Linked DNA regions of Mus musculus: region 2 is linked to region 1. Evidence: chromatin contacts called from ENCODE POLR2A ChIA-PET data. All regions are on one chromosome and are shown on one strand. The core of a region is the stretch at or near the end of the contact, and the rest is flanking DNA. Distances in the headings are between cores, read along the strand shown. Region 1 holds the start of Cope (coatomer protein complex, subunit epsilon). Region 2 holds the start of Rex1bd (required for excision 1-B domain containing).

The links. ChIA-PET counts read pairs that join two places held with the same protein, here RNA polymerase II (POLR2A).
Region 2: POLR2A ChIA-PET joins it to region 1 with 12 read pairs in Patski. The contact joins the promoter of Rex1bd here to the promoter of Cope in region 1. POLR2A ChIA-PET finds 5 or more read pairs at or near these places in 3 of 5 experiments (Patski and embryonic stem cell).

What each region holds. Positions count from the first base shown.
Region 1 is chr8:70,300,674-70,306,937 of GRCm38, forward strand. Cope (coatomer protein complex, subunit epsilon) reads left to right here and starts at 2,094. Exons shown (of 10, transcript NM_021538.2): 1 at 2,094-2,259; 2 at 3,961-4,023; 3 at 4,962-5,062; 4 at 5,826-5,978. The coding sequence starts at 2,134. Ddx49 (DEAD box helicase 49) reads right to left here and starts at 1,779. Exons shown (of 13, transcript NM_001024922.2): 1 at 1,650-1,779; 2 at 306-429. The coding sequence starts at 1,764.
Region 2 is chr8:70,501,232-70,508,439 of GRCm38, forward strand. Rex1bd (required for excision 1-B domain containing) reads right to left here and starts at 5,521. Exons shown (of 5, transcript NM_025577.3): 1 at 5,431-5,521; 2 at 5,266-5,348; 3 at 4,525-4,729; 4 at 3,753-3,829; 5 at 3,064-3,278. The coding sequence starts at 5,502. The coding sequence ends at 3,206. Crlf1 (cytokine receptor-like factor 1) reads left to right here. Exons shown (of 9, transcript NM_018827.4): 6 at 1-47; 7 at 2,074-2,261; 8 at 2,366-2,408; 9 at 2,590-2,847. The coding sequence ends at 2,603. It overlaps Uba52 (ubiquitin A-52 residue ribosomal protein fusion product 1), which reads right to left. Exons shown (of 4, transcript NM_019883.4): 4 at 7,032-7,208. The coding sequence ends at 7,101.

The DNA of each region.
Region 1 (6,264 bases), core at 844-3,343:
GTGCTAGGAATGTTTCACACACACCATTAGCCCTGCTTGATTCTGCAACCCTACAAGAGAGGAATGATTCTTACCCCATTTCACACAAGAGCAAAGTGCAACTCGGACAGGTCAAGAAAGCACATGTGGAGCTGGGCGTGGTGGCGCACACCTTTAATCCCAGCACTTGGGAGGCAGAGGCAGGCGGATTTCTGAGTTCAAGGCCAGCCTGGTCTACAGGACAGCCAGGGCTACACAGAGACCCTGTCTCGAAAAACCAAAAAAAAAAAAAAAGAAAGCACATGTGGCTGAGTGGGGAGGCTCACCTGGTGGGTGTCAGAACCAAGCAGAAGATGCCATAAGGGTCCTCAGACAGCTTCTGCAAGATGGGAAGCACAAAGGCTGCTGTCTTGCCACTTCCTGTTTTTGCACAGCCCAAGCAGTCCCGACCTAGGCAGATGGCAAAGCAGCATCAGTGTGGAGCAAGGGCCATGATTGGTCCCTTGGGCATTCCCTCATTATTGTAAGAAATAGATGGGTATGGTCTGCTTTTAGTACGAGGTGAGCTTACAGTTCACTAGAGCTACAGATGAGTTGGAGGCACTGGGTCCTTCTCTCCCCTAGTTAGTCTAAGACTCGGAGAGTTACAGGTGCTCTGCTATGTGACTGAGCCCATGATTAGAAAGGAAGGGCAGCCAGGCAGTAGTGGCGCACACCTTTAATTTCAGCACTTGGGAGGCAGAGGCAGGCAGATTTCTGAGTTCAAGGCCAGCCTGTTCTACAGAGTGAGTTCCAGGACAGCCAGGGCTATACAGAGAAACCCTGTCTCAAAAAAACAAAAAAACAAGGGAAAAAAAAAAGAAAGAAAAGAGAATAGAAGAGAGGCAGCCTCAAGACCCAAACTATTCATTAGAGAAGACTTGGGGCCCCAATGGACCAATGGGATGGGGAATTTGGGGAGGGGAAAAGCCCTGCAGGTCTATGGAAGAAAAGGTCAGGAATTTCCCATATTTGGGGAAAGGCTTCAAAAACTTGCTTGAAATCACCACACCAGCTATTTTTGCCTTTTCTCTATGCTGGTACCCCTTTCTCCAGAATTGAATATTTAAAACTGTTTCATTTCCACTAGTCCCTTGAACGTGTTATTATCTAATTTCCAACAATTATTATAATTGCTTGTTTGAAACAAATTTTCAGGTAGCCCAGGCTGGTCTGCAACTTGCTACCAAACTGAGGATCACCTTGAACTCCTGATCCTCTTGCTTCCACCTGCTCAGTATTGAGATGACTGAGAGTCACCACGTCCGGCTCCAAGGACGCCTCTTTAATGGCAAAAGTGAACTGGGTCGAAGAGCACTGACACAAACACGGAGCATTGGTTTTTACCTGGAGTTTGACGGCTTCTACGTCAAAGCCAGCTCTACCCTTTTTTTTTTTCAGTGCCATGTTTTAGTCATTCACCGATCTCTCCCTATGCTCGGGTGCTACGAAAACTTAAGAGGTGCCACCCATCACCTGTGTGATAATGAACACGAGTCGGTCGCAGCGTAAATGTCAATGCTGCGGGTCAGGGTCCCCGAAACACTCAATGCTGTCCTGATTCCTGGAACCCAAGTGGGGCTAAGGAAGAGCGGGCAAAGAAAGGCATTAAAAGAAAGGCGAGAACTCACCTTCCAGGATGGCCGGAATGCACCCGAGCTGCACCGGCGTGGGCTGCTTCAACCCCAGCTGTCGACACTGTTCTACCAGCCACGACGACAACCCGATCTCAGCGAACCCCGCCATGCTCCAGACCCGGGCAGAGAACCTAGAAATGAGTGCTTCCGGCGCGTGAATGCTACGTCACGTCCACCCCGGCGCAGTCCGGCCTGGAAAAGTTGTGAGAGGACGTTGGCGGAGGAATGTGACGTCACGGAGAGACCCTCTCCAGATCCTTCAACCAATCCGAGCTTTGACCGCTTTTCAGTGTTTTGGTTCTGAAGGCCTTGTGTTTGTTGACGGAATCCGAACTATAGTTCTCGGGAGGCTTTGCAAGGTTTCTTTTTCATCGCCTCTGATTTGTCCCATAGAACTACGTTTCCCAGAGTTCCTGACGACGGGGACCTGCTTCCGGCCTACGTGTCCCAGAAGAAGGTTGGTTAGAGGTGCGGTGACATGGCTCCTCCGGTTCCTGGCGCGGTCTCTGGCGGCTCCGGAGAGGTAGATGAGCTGTTCGACGTGAAGAACGCTTTCTACATCGGCAGCTACCAGCAGTGCATCAACGAGGCTCAGCGCGTGAAGGTGGGCAGCGTGCGGAGCAGCTTCCGGCGCGCTCTGAGGTTCTGGTCCGAGGACTCGGTTTCTCTTATAATTAGGGATGGTTTTCAATTTACTCTGTAACCGAGGCTAACCTTGAGGTCCTGCGCCTCCAGTCTTCACCCCTCCAGTGCTAGGATGACAGGTGTGCACCCCTGTGCCAAGCTTCCAACTTTCTGGTGGTTGATTGACAGGGGCTCACTTTATAGCCCAGGCTGACCTGAAGTCAGGGTAATGGTGAGGTGACAGGTGTGCGCCACTAGCTCCATCATAAAACCTCTTACTGTTTCGTTTTTAAACCCCCCCCGCCCCCCTTTTTTAAGTGTCTAAAGTCAGGCATCATGGTGCACGCCTTCTATTCCAGCACTTGGGAGGCTGATCTCTGTAAGTTTAGGGTCAGCCTGATCTTCATAAGCAGTTCTAGGTCAGTTCGGGTAATACTGTAATCTGTCTTAATAATAGTCCTAAACCGGAGGTAGCTTGGTGTGCCTTAAATCCCAGCACCCAGAGGCAGAGGCAGTCAAGTCTCTGAGTTTTGGACCACTCTGATCTACATAGCGACTTCCAGGACAGCCAGGGTGCTACAGAAAAACCCCGTCTTGAACTGTACCCTCCTCGCCTCCCCCACTCCCCCCAAAAGGGAAGTTTGGTTATAAAAGAAGACAGTCTCCTTTAGCCCAGGCTGGCCTCAGACTCCCCATGTTGCTGAAGAGCACTGAATTCCTGATGGCCATGCCTGCTCTCTGGAGTGCTGGGATCATAGTGTGCACAGCCAAAGCACAGCTTCGATGCAAATGCTCCACAGGCTAAATCCTTGCCCTGGTTTTGTTTTATGTTTTAAGCAGCTTCATATAGCCCAGGCTGTCCCTAGATGTAGCAGTCTTGTCTCAGCCTCCCAGATGCAGGATGACAGGCCTGTGCCACAATGCTCAGCTTGTCTTTAGTTCATTAAAGATGTGACCCGTGTTTGCAACAGCCTGTGTGTGTTGTTGACAGAATCACCTGTCACTCATTCTTCACTGTGCACTCGTGGAAAACAGCATTCCTGCTGGGCTCAGTAAGGGATGGAGTTGGTGGAACTACAGGCTTTCTAGGTATAGTAGCCTTGGCAACAGAGGCAGCACAGAGAGCCAGGAAATGGCAGAATGGGTGTAGAAAGTGGTGGTCTTAGACTTGCCTGTTTTGAATGTGAAACAGAGTCAGGGCTGTGATGGGCTGGGGCATGGCTCAGGTAAACTATGTGGAGGCTTGTCCTTACCAGGCTAAAAAGCTGTTTTGTTAAGGTTCTGGACAAGAGGCAAGAAGATCCAACTTGTTCTCAGCTATGTAGTGAGTTTGAGGCCAGCCTAGTCTGCATGAAACCCTGTCTCCAAAACTCCCAAAATAATAAAATCAAAGCCAAATTCATTGAGCTTGTAAAGCGCCCAACAGGGCTGGGGCATGCAGCTGTGCTGCTGCTGTAGCCGTAGTGGCACTGCACGCTGTGATACTGGGATGACGCTGTGATACTGGGATGACGGCGGAGCCTCCTTGGGCTCGCATCAGTTGAGAGAAGATCAGGGCTTTGCACACTGGGTGCCCTCTGGAGGCTTTGGGGCTTCTGGGTCTCCTGGATTCCAGCTGAGACCCAGAGCTATGAGCCTAGCAGGGAGGCTGCCCAGCCTCACTCTGCATATCTTCTCACAGCTCTCCAGTCCTGAGCGGGAAGTAGAGAGGGATGTCTTCCTATACAGAGCATACCTCGCACAGGTGAGTGTGGACAGCCTGGGGAAGGGCACAGAGTATTATGCAGGAAAGCCGTGGACAGCCAGGCCAGGGGACTGTCAGGATGCCTCATCACGGGGAGGGTTAAGTATGTGTGGTCCTGAGAATTGAACTCAGGTCATCAGGCTTGGCAGCCATCTCACATAGCTTAGACTGGCCTTGGATTCACTATGGAGTCCAGGATGACCTTCCTTTCCTGCCTCCACCTCCCTTGTGCTACCATGCCTGGCTTCGTCATTACCTACAGAAAACACAAGGTGTATTTTCACTTCTGTGTTCTAAAAACAGCCCCAGGCTGTGCAAGGTGGCACAGGCCCGTCTTCCCAGCACTTGGGAGCCTGAGGCAGAAGGAGCTCAAGTTTAAAGTACCCTGGGCTACACAACAAAATGCTGCTCAAAAAGATATATTCCTAGTGACCTCTGAAAAGGTCTTCTTCACTCTGGCCCAGGGCAAGGGCTGAGGTGCCCCAGGAGGAGCCTGGTAAACAGCCTCCTAACCACAGACTGCATCACCACCCTGTGCCTAGGTCAGTCGCACACTCTGTGTGGTTCTGTGTGGCTGTGATCTTCCCAACAGGGCATGGTGACACAGTACTTGGAAGGCTGAGGAAGGGGATTGCTGCAACTCTGAAAGCAGCCTGGTTGAGAAAGGACAGCAAGGGACAGGTGGCTCCAGAAGTAGCTGTGGGTGTCAGCAAGAGATCTGCCAGGTGGGGGAAGGTGGGACATAGCAGACACCCTCTGCCCCCACCCTGCTGACACATGTCCCCAGCTACAGCAGGGAAAACAAACGTGGCCACCTTGCTGCCTGCTGCAGATGCATGTGACACTGCTGTCTTGGGCAGTGTGCTGGTGGTGTGGGCTGTGGGTTGGGAATATAAAGCCTTTAGGTAGGAAGGACTGATATGCACCTGTGACCGTAGAGGAAGTATGGCGTGGTCCTGGATGAGATCAAACCCTCCTCGGCCCCAGAACTCCAGGCTGTGCGCATGTTTGCTGAGTACCTTGCCAGTGAGAACCAGAGGTAAGGTTTGGCCAGGGCAGGTGGCACTAGGCCCAAATAGCTGGAGCCCAGGGTCTGCTCCAACCTGCAGAGAGAGGGTAAGATGTCCTCACTTCTGGTGTCTCCATTCACTTCCCTTGCCTGCCCAGTGGAGGTGGTGGTGGACCCTGCTGCACAGGCCGTACCTAGCTGGGGTGTAGATATATGTTGATCACGCCAAGGACGCTCATGACCTTGGCTTCCTAGCACAGAAAAGAACACGTTGTGGGGGGGGGCGACTCTGGTAACTGTTCAGCAAGCCCTGTCTTAGAGCCTCAGACCTAAGAACACTGTCCCTTCCTAGCAGCTGTGCTAGCCGTACCCAGGGTAGAGTAGATCTTGCCTGCTTCACCCAAACCCAGGCCTGTTCATGGGCTTAGCACGAGGCCAGGGCACAGAGGCCTTTAGGATTCCCACCACCCAGAAATTGACCACTTCTGATGCAGTTTCTCAGCTATCACATGTAGCCCTCTAGCACGCAGATGGCCTGAGTGCCTGTTCTCACCTCTCCTAACTTGTTTTGTCATGTGCATGAGCAGGGATGGCTGGAAGCATCAAAAGCTGGTCTCCCTGATGCACCATGTTAGGGTTGCCTGGTGCTCTGTTAGGATGGCCTGGCCGCTCTGGTGCTCACTGCTGTGCACCCCTGGACTGACACGGCTCTGCGCTCCTGAAGAATGGGATCCCTCAGAGGCATGAGGCTGACTCCTGCCTTAGCCTCACAGTGAGCAGCCACATCTTGCAGGGACAGCATCGTGCTGGAGCTGGATCGGGAGATGAGCAGGAGTGTGGATGTGACCAATACCACTTTCCTGCTCATGGCTGCCTCCATCTACTTCCACGACCAGAACCCGGATGCAGCCCTGCGAACCCTGCACCAGGGCGACGGCCTTGAGTGGTGAGTGGCCTGAAGCCTGCTTCTTCTGGCTTCTCTAAAACAGGGTCTTACTGGGGCCCAGTCTAACCCTGACTCCCATAAGTTGTCCTCTGATCTCCACACTTCCACACTTGTGGTTTGGACATGCGCAAACACACACACACAAATAGAAAGAAAAGAGAACTTAGGTAAGTCCAAGCTGAAGGATCCCAGAGGGAGGATAAGAAGGGACTACAATCAAAATATGTTATATGTATGTATGACTTGTCAAAGAATGAGTTTAAAATTATTTAAAAAAAAAAAAAAA
Region 2 (7,208 bases), core at 4,271-6,770, 200 kb after region 1:
CTGGAGCGAGTGGAGCCACCCCACCGCTGCCTCCACCCCTCGAAGTGGTGAGCACCTCTCCAGGGCTGGCTGGCCCATGGAATCCCCAATCCATCCTGTTCCTCCCCCCCCCCACCCTTTTTTTGAGACAGCGTCTTCAGGTAGCGCATGCTGGCCTTAAATTCAGTATGTAGTCAAGGATGACCTCGAGCTCCTGGTCTTTTTGTCTCCACTTAGAGACAATGGCCAGTGGCCATCACCACCTTTGGGAGACTAGCCATGGAGTCTATTTAGCCTGTCATTTGGTGACAGATGGAGTACAACAGTGTGACCTCTTGTAAGAGAACTGAAGACAGGCTGTTTTTAACCCCAATATCCTAGGCTCTCTAGAGGTTAACTTTATATAAAATAGAGACTATTACAGCCAGTTATCACATGGTCCCACAGAACCTTTTGTCACACAACCTATAGACCACAGTGCCTGTGCCTACCACATAAGGGTCTCTACTGCTGGCCCACCCCTCCAACCCTTAAAAGGTAACCTAGGCAGCCTTAATATTTGCAATCCTCCTACCTCAGCCTCTTGAATGCTCAGAAACCAGGCATTAACCCAAGTTTCTCTTCTCTGGGTCCCTTTCTTAAGGTGGGAGGGCCTAAAGATGACTTCCTTTGTCCTGAAGACTCTCCGAGCCCATGGATCTGCACTCTCTAATATGAAATATATTGCATAAAATGTCTGGCCTCAGTTTCCCCACCTGTCAGGTTTAGGCAGCACAGTCGGTCCAAGGCACTTCAGTATTTGCAGGCAGTAGAGGAGGAGGCTCCCATCCCCCACCCGCTTCCTCCGGTCCCTAAGACAGAATACTTCTACACTGAAACTGAACTCTCGCAGACGCATATGCTCACTTTAATGATGATGAAATAATGGGGAAACTGAGGCTCCGAGAGATTCCTGGAGGAAGAGGGTCAAAACCAGCTCCAGGAAGCTCTCCAGCCCCCATCCGGGCCTCTCCAGGTTCTGGGCTTGGCGGGAGTGAACACAGCTGGGAGGGGCTGGAGCCTGGGAGCTTTGGCCCTTGCTCGTGCCCAGCACCTGCGATTCTTGCACGGGAGCCAGCAGGCGGCTGCGTCCGCCCGAGAGACTGAGGAGGCCGGGGGTAGGGTTGGAGGGAGGTAAGCAGGGGCTGTGGGGGCCGAGGCTTGTGCCAGGGCCTGTCAGCGAGTCCCCACTTTTATTTATGGCGTGAGGCCGATGTCCTTATCCGCTGGCCTGCTGGGGGATGGCTGCGGCTGGGGATTGGACCCAAGGGCTGGCTTCCCACTCAGTCCTCCAGCCCACTCCATGTCACACCCGTGCATTCTCTGAGGCTTATCTTGGGAACCCGCCCTTGTTCTGTGCTGTCTGTCTGTCTCTATTTCTGTCATTCACTTTCCCAGAGCCTTTTTTTTATGCTTTTAATATAACTACGTTTTAAAAATTGCTTTTGTATAATGTGTGTGCCTTCGTGAGCGTGCGTGCCACAACACACACGTGAAGGTTAGAGAACTTTGTTGAGTAGGCTCCTTCCACCATGTGGGACTAGGGCTGGCGACAAGAGCAATTACTGAGTCATCTCGCCAGCCCCTCACCCCTCACTTCCCATCCTGTTTGGATAGTCATAGGTAATCGAAGGTAAATCGCTGGCTTTAATTTCGTAGCTATCCTGCCTCAGCCTACCAAGTGCTGTGCTACCACGTTTGTGGGAGGGGCTCTCCTCCCAGTGTCTGGGGGTACACAGTCCCAAGATCTCTGCTTTCTAGGTCTTTGTCTTAGTTTGCCCCTTGCTTTGTCCGTGTCCCTAGAGTCTCCGGCCCCACTTAGTCTCCATTGATTTCCTTTCCGACCGAATACTCGGTTTTACCTCCCACTGATTTGACTCCCTCCTTTGCTTGTCTCCATCGCCGTGGCATTGCCATTCCTCTGGGTGACTCTGGGTCCACACCTGACACCTTTCCCAACTTTCCCCAGCCGAAGCTGGTCTGGTATGGGAGGCCGCCGTCCCGCGCGCGCCTCCTGCTGGCCGCGCCCCAACACTGCCGCTCCATTCTCTTTAGAGCGCCCGGGCCCGGGCGGCGGGGTGTGCGAGCCGCGGGGCGGCGAGCCCAGCTCGGGCCCGGTGCGGCGCGAGCTCAAGCAGTTCCTCGGCTGGCTCAAGAAGCACGCATACTGCTCGAACCTTAGTTTCCGCCTGTACGACCAGTGGCGTGCTTGGATGCAGAAGTCACACAAGACCCGAAACCAGGTAGGAAAGTTGGGGGAGGCTTGCGTGGGGGGTAAAGGAGCAGAGGAAGAGAGAGACCCGGGTGAGCAGCCTCCACAACACCGCACTCTTCTTTCCAAGCACAGGACGAGGGGATCCTGCCCTCGGGCAGACGGGGTGCGGCGAGAGGTAAGGGGGTCTGGGTGAGTGGGGCCTACAGCAGTCTAGATGAGGCCCTTTCCCCTCCTTCGGTGTTGCTCAAAGGGATCTCTTAGTGCTCATTTCACCTACTGCAAAGAGCCCCAGGTTTTACTGCATCATCAAGTTGCTGAAGGGTCCAGGCTTAATGTGGCCTCTTTTCTGCCCTCAGGTCCTGCCGGCTAAACTCTAAGGATAGGCCATCCTCCTGCTGGGTCAGACCTGGAGGCTCACCTGAATTGGAGCCCCTCTGTACCATCTGGGCAACAAAGAAACCTACCAGAGGCTGGGGCACAATGAGCTCCCACAACCACAGCTTTGGTCCACATGATGGTCACACTTGGATATACCCCAGTGTGGGTAGGGTTGGGGTATTGCAGGGCCTCCCAAGAGTCTCTTTAAATAAATAAAGGAGTTGTTCAGGTCCCGATGGCCAGTGTGTTTGGGGCCTATGTGTTGGGGTGGGGGGAGGGGTAGCATACCCCCTCCCCACCTATAAATTTCGATCCTGTTTTCTAGAACACTACCTGTCCCAGAACTCCTTGGGGGTGTGAAATCTTACACCTGCTCTCCCTGTTTCCCTGGAGAATCCCCCCTCACCCCAAGATGGCTGACCCATCCCAAGATACAGAGCTGATGGGAAAGCTGCAGAGGGAGAATTCTTTATTGCGTGAGGCACATTGGAGGGCAGCCCAGCAGGGCACGACCTCAGCCAGCTGGCGGTCAGGGCTGGGCTCGACGCCATGGGCCTCTTTTCCCGGCTTCCTCTGGTCCCTGGGGAGCCGCCCTCACTCGGCAGATTCCGCATCAAACCTGAGTTCCTGCAGAACCTCGCCGATCGCCTCCATGGTTTTAATTACCCTACAAGAGCGGATGGAAACTATAAATAAAACCCAGATGGGGTGAATTAGCTGAGCTGCACAGCTAGCGGGGAGGGGGGCTATGGCAAGCCTTGGGCCCTCCTGCTTGCTGCCAAACCTCAAGCCCAGCCTGGGAGCATGCCCAGGAGGCCGGGTGGCTCGTTGGGTCACAGTAGGCTCATGGGAAAGGCCATGGTGGTGGGGGGAGGGGATGTTTGTGCATGCCTATCTATGCATAGAGACCTGCAATAGACCTAGAGGGGTTCACAGGGGAGCAAGTGACTGGTCACATTCAAACTCCTGAAAGCAGTGGAAACTGTAAGAGATGTGATATACATGCACATCCTAGGAAGTACGCATCTGGGAGCACCAGAGTGCATCAGAGTGTCTGCCCTCTCTGACTGGCTCTGCGCTGGGCTGACTCAATCTAAGGTGCCAATCTAAGGTGGCAAGCCAAGGGGCCAACAGGGCTCACTTTATTTTCAGCTGGTGCAACTTTTCAGGGTCCTGTTCTGACACTCCTGGTGTCCCCATCACCTGCAACAGTGCCACCTGGAGGAGGAAATGGGAGTTACAGTAGACAAAAGCCACACAGAGGGAAGGAGGGCCAGGAGTGGACTCTAAGGAGAGCAGAGCTTGAGTGGGAGGTAGCGTATGACTTGCTTTTAGGGCTCTCCTATGGAAGGAGGTACAGAATATGGTCACAGTTTGGAAAAACCAGGGAATGGTGGCAGGTATGGTGGGTGTGGCCTCCACCCCAGTGGCCGGACATGGAGTTCGAATTCTAGGATGGAAATGGAACTCTGCAGAGTTTGGGATTCTGCACTAAGAATTCCAGACCAAAGAGCTACATGGTTTACAGTGGGCAAGCTCCTCCCCTGCTACCACTGGCTATAAGGTTAGGGTAGGTGGGGTCTTGGGATCTGGGTCAAGGACCAAGGATGACAAGTGTCTGAGGATGTTTGTGGAAGAAGTAGTTTGTGGGTTCCAACGGTGATAACCCAGAGTTAGGGACTTAAACAGCCACAGTGGTCGATGCGTTGGGTTTCTGGAGTTCTTAGGACAGCTTTACAGAGGGGCTGGTATAATTAAGCAAAAATTTGGGAGGGAAATGTAGTTAGCCAGGAAAGAGTGGGAGAGGGCCCAAATGCATAGAGGTGTTTGGCAAAAATAGTAGTAGGTCGGGGTGGCTGGGAATGGGTTGTGGACCATGCCCCACTCTAAAAGGAGAGGGGTGGTGGTCTTACCGTGGCCAGGCGCGTCTGTTCTAGCTCCTGCAGGCTGCGCACGTGGCGGGCGAGCACCGGTTGCGCTCGAGGCCCTGCCAACTCTGCTTCCACTGCCAATACCTCCCGCGAGGCAGCGGCGAAGGCCTGGGTCACCTCGTGCACGACACTCCGGTAACTCGGGAAGTCATAGTGCTGACCACTGAGCAGGTACTGACGGTGAGCTCTGCAGTGGACCGGGAGGATGCTGAATCGACACGCTGACAAGCAGACCACGCTCCCTGCTCCAGCTACGTGGAAGATACCCCCGACTCGAAAGAGACAAACCCGAACTCCACAGACTGGGTCTGTCAGGACAGAGCTAGTGCTTAACCATCTCTGCACTCAGAGAAATGAGGGATCTTGTGGAGGGTCACACCACAGCTGCTCCCGCCAGGCCACGCCCACGGTCACATGCTGCTCTACACCTATCTACCCTGCTACTAAAAGCTACACCCTCAGCTCTACCCAACTCCCCCAAATAGACAGGCTTCAGTGTCACAGATCCTTTTACCCACCCTTCTAGACTTCGCTTTCAAGTACGCCCTGCTCCCGGCAGCAGCACTCCTGCATCTCCTGGACCAGATCTGGCTCTCTCCCCACCTCTTCCGACCAAGTCCACAACCTAGGTCCTCCCAGCCACGCCTCCAGCCGCCTCCCCTCAGGTCCCCCTCAGGCAAGCTCTCCCAGGGCCCGCCCCCTCCTCCAGCCCAGCCCGCTCACTGGTCTAGACGGCGGAAGGCCTGTGCGCGTTCATTCTGAAGCTGCTGAATCCTCTGCACCAGTGTAGCGATCGGGGCGTCTCTCTATGGGGGTGTGGGGCCATGAAGCCGGAGTCCTGAGCCCATCCCGCCACCCCGCGCCCGTCCCACCCGCAACCGGGCTCACCCAGGCCCACGCGGACTCCGCAGACCCGGGACCGTCTGCAGCAGCCAACACCTCTGTGGCGGCGGTGAGCATGACTGCGCAGTCAAGTGGCACTAGGGAATGGCCGCTGCGCCCCCTGCCGGCCGGGAGGTCCACCACCAGCCCGCGCGCCTTTGAATTCGTTTTTTTTTTTTTTTTTTTTTGAGACAGGTTTTCTGTGTAGCCCTGGCTGTCCCTGCCTCTGCCTCCCAAGTGCTGGGATTAAAGGCGTGTGTCACCACCGCCTGGTGGAACTCTAAATAGTTTCTAAAGCAACTAAATGGTTAGTTCCAGGGCTGTGTACATCCGCCAGATCCTTGCAACAAGCGGGGCTCGAATAGGGCCTAAATCGAAGTTAAGGCCACAAGTATTTCTGTACCGGTGATGCTTACGAATGTAGTTGAACCAGTTTTGGTTTCAGTGGCTGAGTACTAGTTGCTGTTGCAGGACTGAACCCAATGACACTACCCACATAGCCACTCACACCTATATGCAGGACACCTAATGCACCCCCAGCCCCCCAGACAGGGTTTCTCTGTATAGCCCTGGCTGTCCTGGAACTCATTTTGTAGAGCAGGCTGGCCTTGAACTCAGAAATCCGCTTGCCTCTGCCTACAGAGTGATGGGATTAAAGTGCACCACCATGCCCATCACGCATTTTTTTTTTAAAAGTATTTATTATATGTAAGTACACTGTAGCTGTCTTCAGACACACCAGAAGAGGCATCAGATCAATTATGGATGGTTGAGCCACCATGTGGTTACTGGGAATTGAACTCAGGACCTCTGGAAGAGCAGTCAATCAGTGCTCTTAACCACTGAGCCACTTCTCCAGCCCCTAACAAACCTTTTGATGTCATCTCACATAGTGCACACAAACCATCCATTCAGATTATACCTTTGAAATGGGATTCCCAGCACCGGGGAGGTAGGATATACTCTGAAAGCTTCCTTCCCTAAATTACTTTGGAGATGTTGGTTGCACATACATGGGGGATTTGCAAGCTGCTGGCAACCAGGTTCGAACCCACGGAACCTTCCAAATGACAAGACAGACTGCATACCTGAAGTCAATTACAAGCAACATGGCCTGTCTAAGACTCCCCACGATGGGTGAAATGGTCCTAGACGCCCTAGAGTACCCAGCTACTCATGCAAAAGTGTGCCTGATACTCAAAAATCAAAGGTAGATGAGGCGGCCTCATAAACTCATATAAAGTGTGTTGCCTGTAGTCCCTGGTGCCATGCCTGATGGTGAACTCTATCAGGTTGTCCAGCAACTTAACTGGCGTACAGAGTACTGAGTCAGGTGAACTGCTCCCCCAGAGACCCTAAATTGTGGCCCCACACATCAGAGCCAAGACAAGATCTGTAAGCACAGCCTGCCTCCCCACAGCAGCACTGTGTGGGCTCCACCTTTACATGGTTCCAAGGCTTGCAAGTTCTAACCCACTGGTTCACCCTGCTGCCCAGTACCAGTCTTTACTGCCTCCCCAGCCTCCAAGGTTCAAGGGCAGCCTAGGCTACATGGTGAGATCCCCTCCCCACCGATCCCTCAACAGAACAGTCACTCTAGACACCAATTACTGCTCCAGTGGATGGAAGGGGACTTTATTTGGTCCCGGGGTCACATGCCAGGTATGACCACAGCTTTATTTGACCTTCTTCTTGGGGCGCAGGTTGTTGGTATGGCCGCACTTCTTCTTGCGGCAGTTGACTGCACGAGGGTGCAGGCGTGCGTAGCACTTGCGGCAGATCAT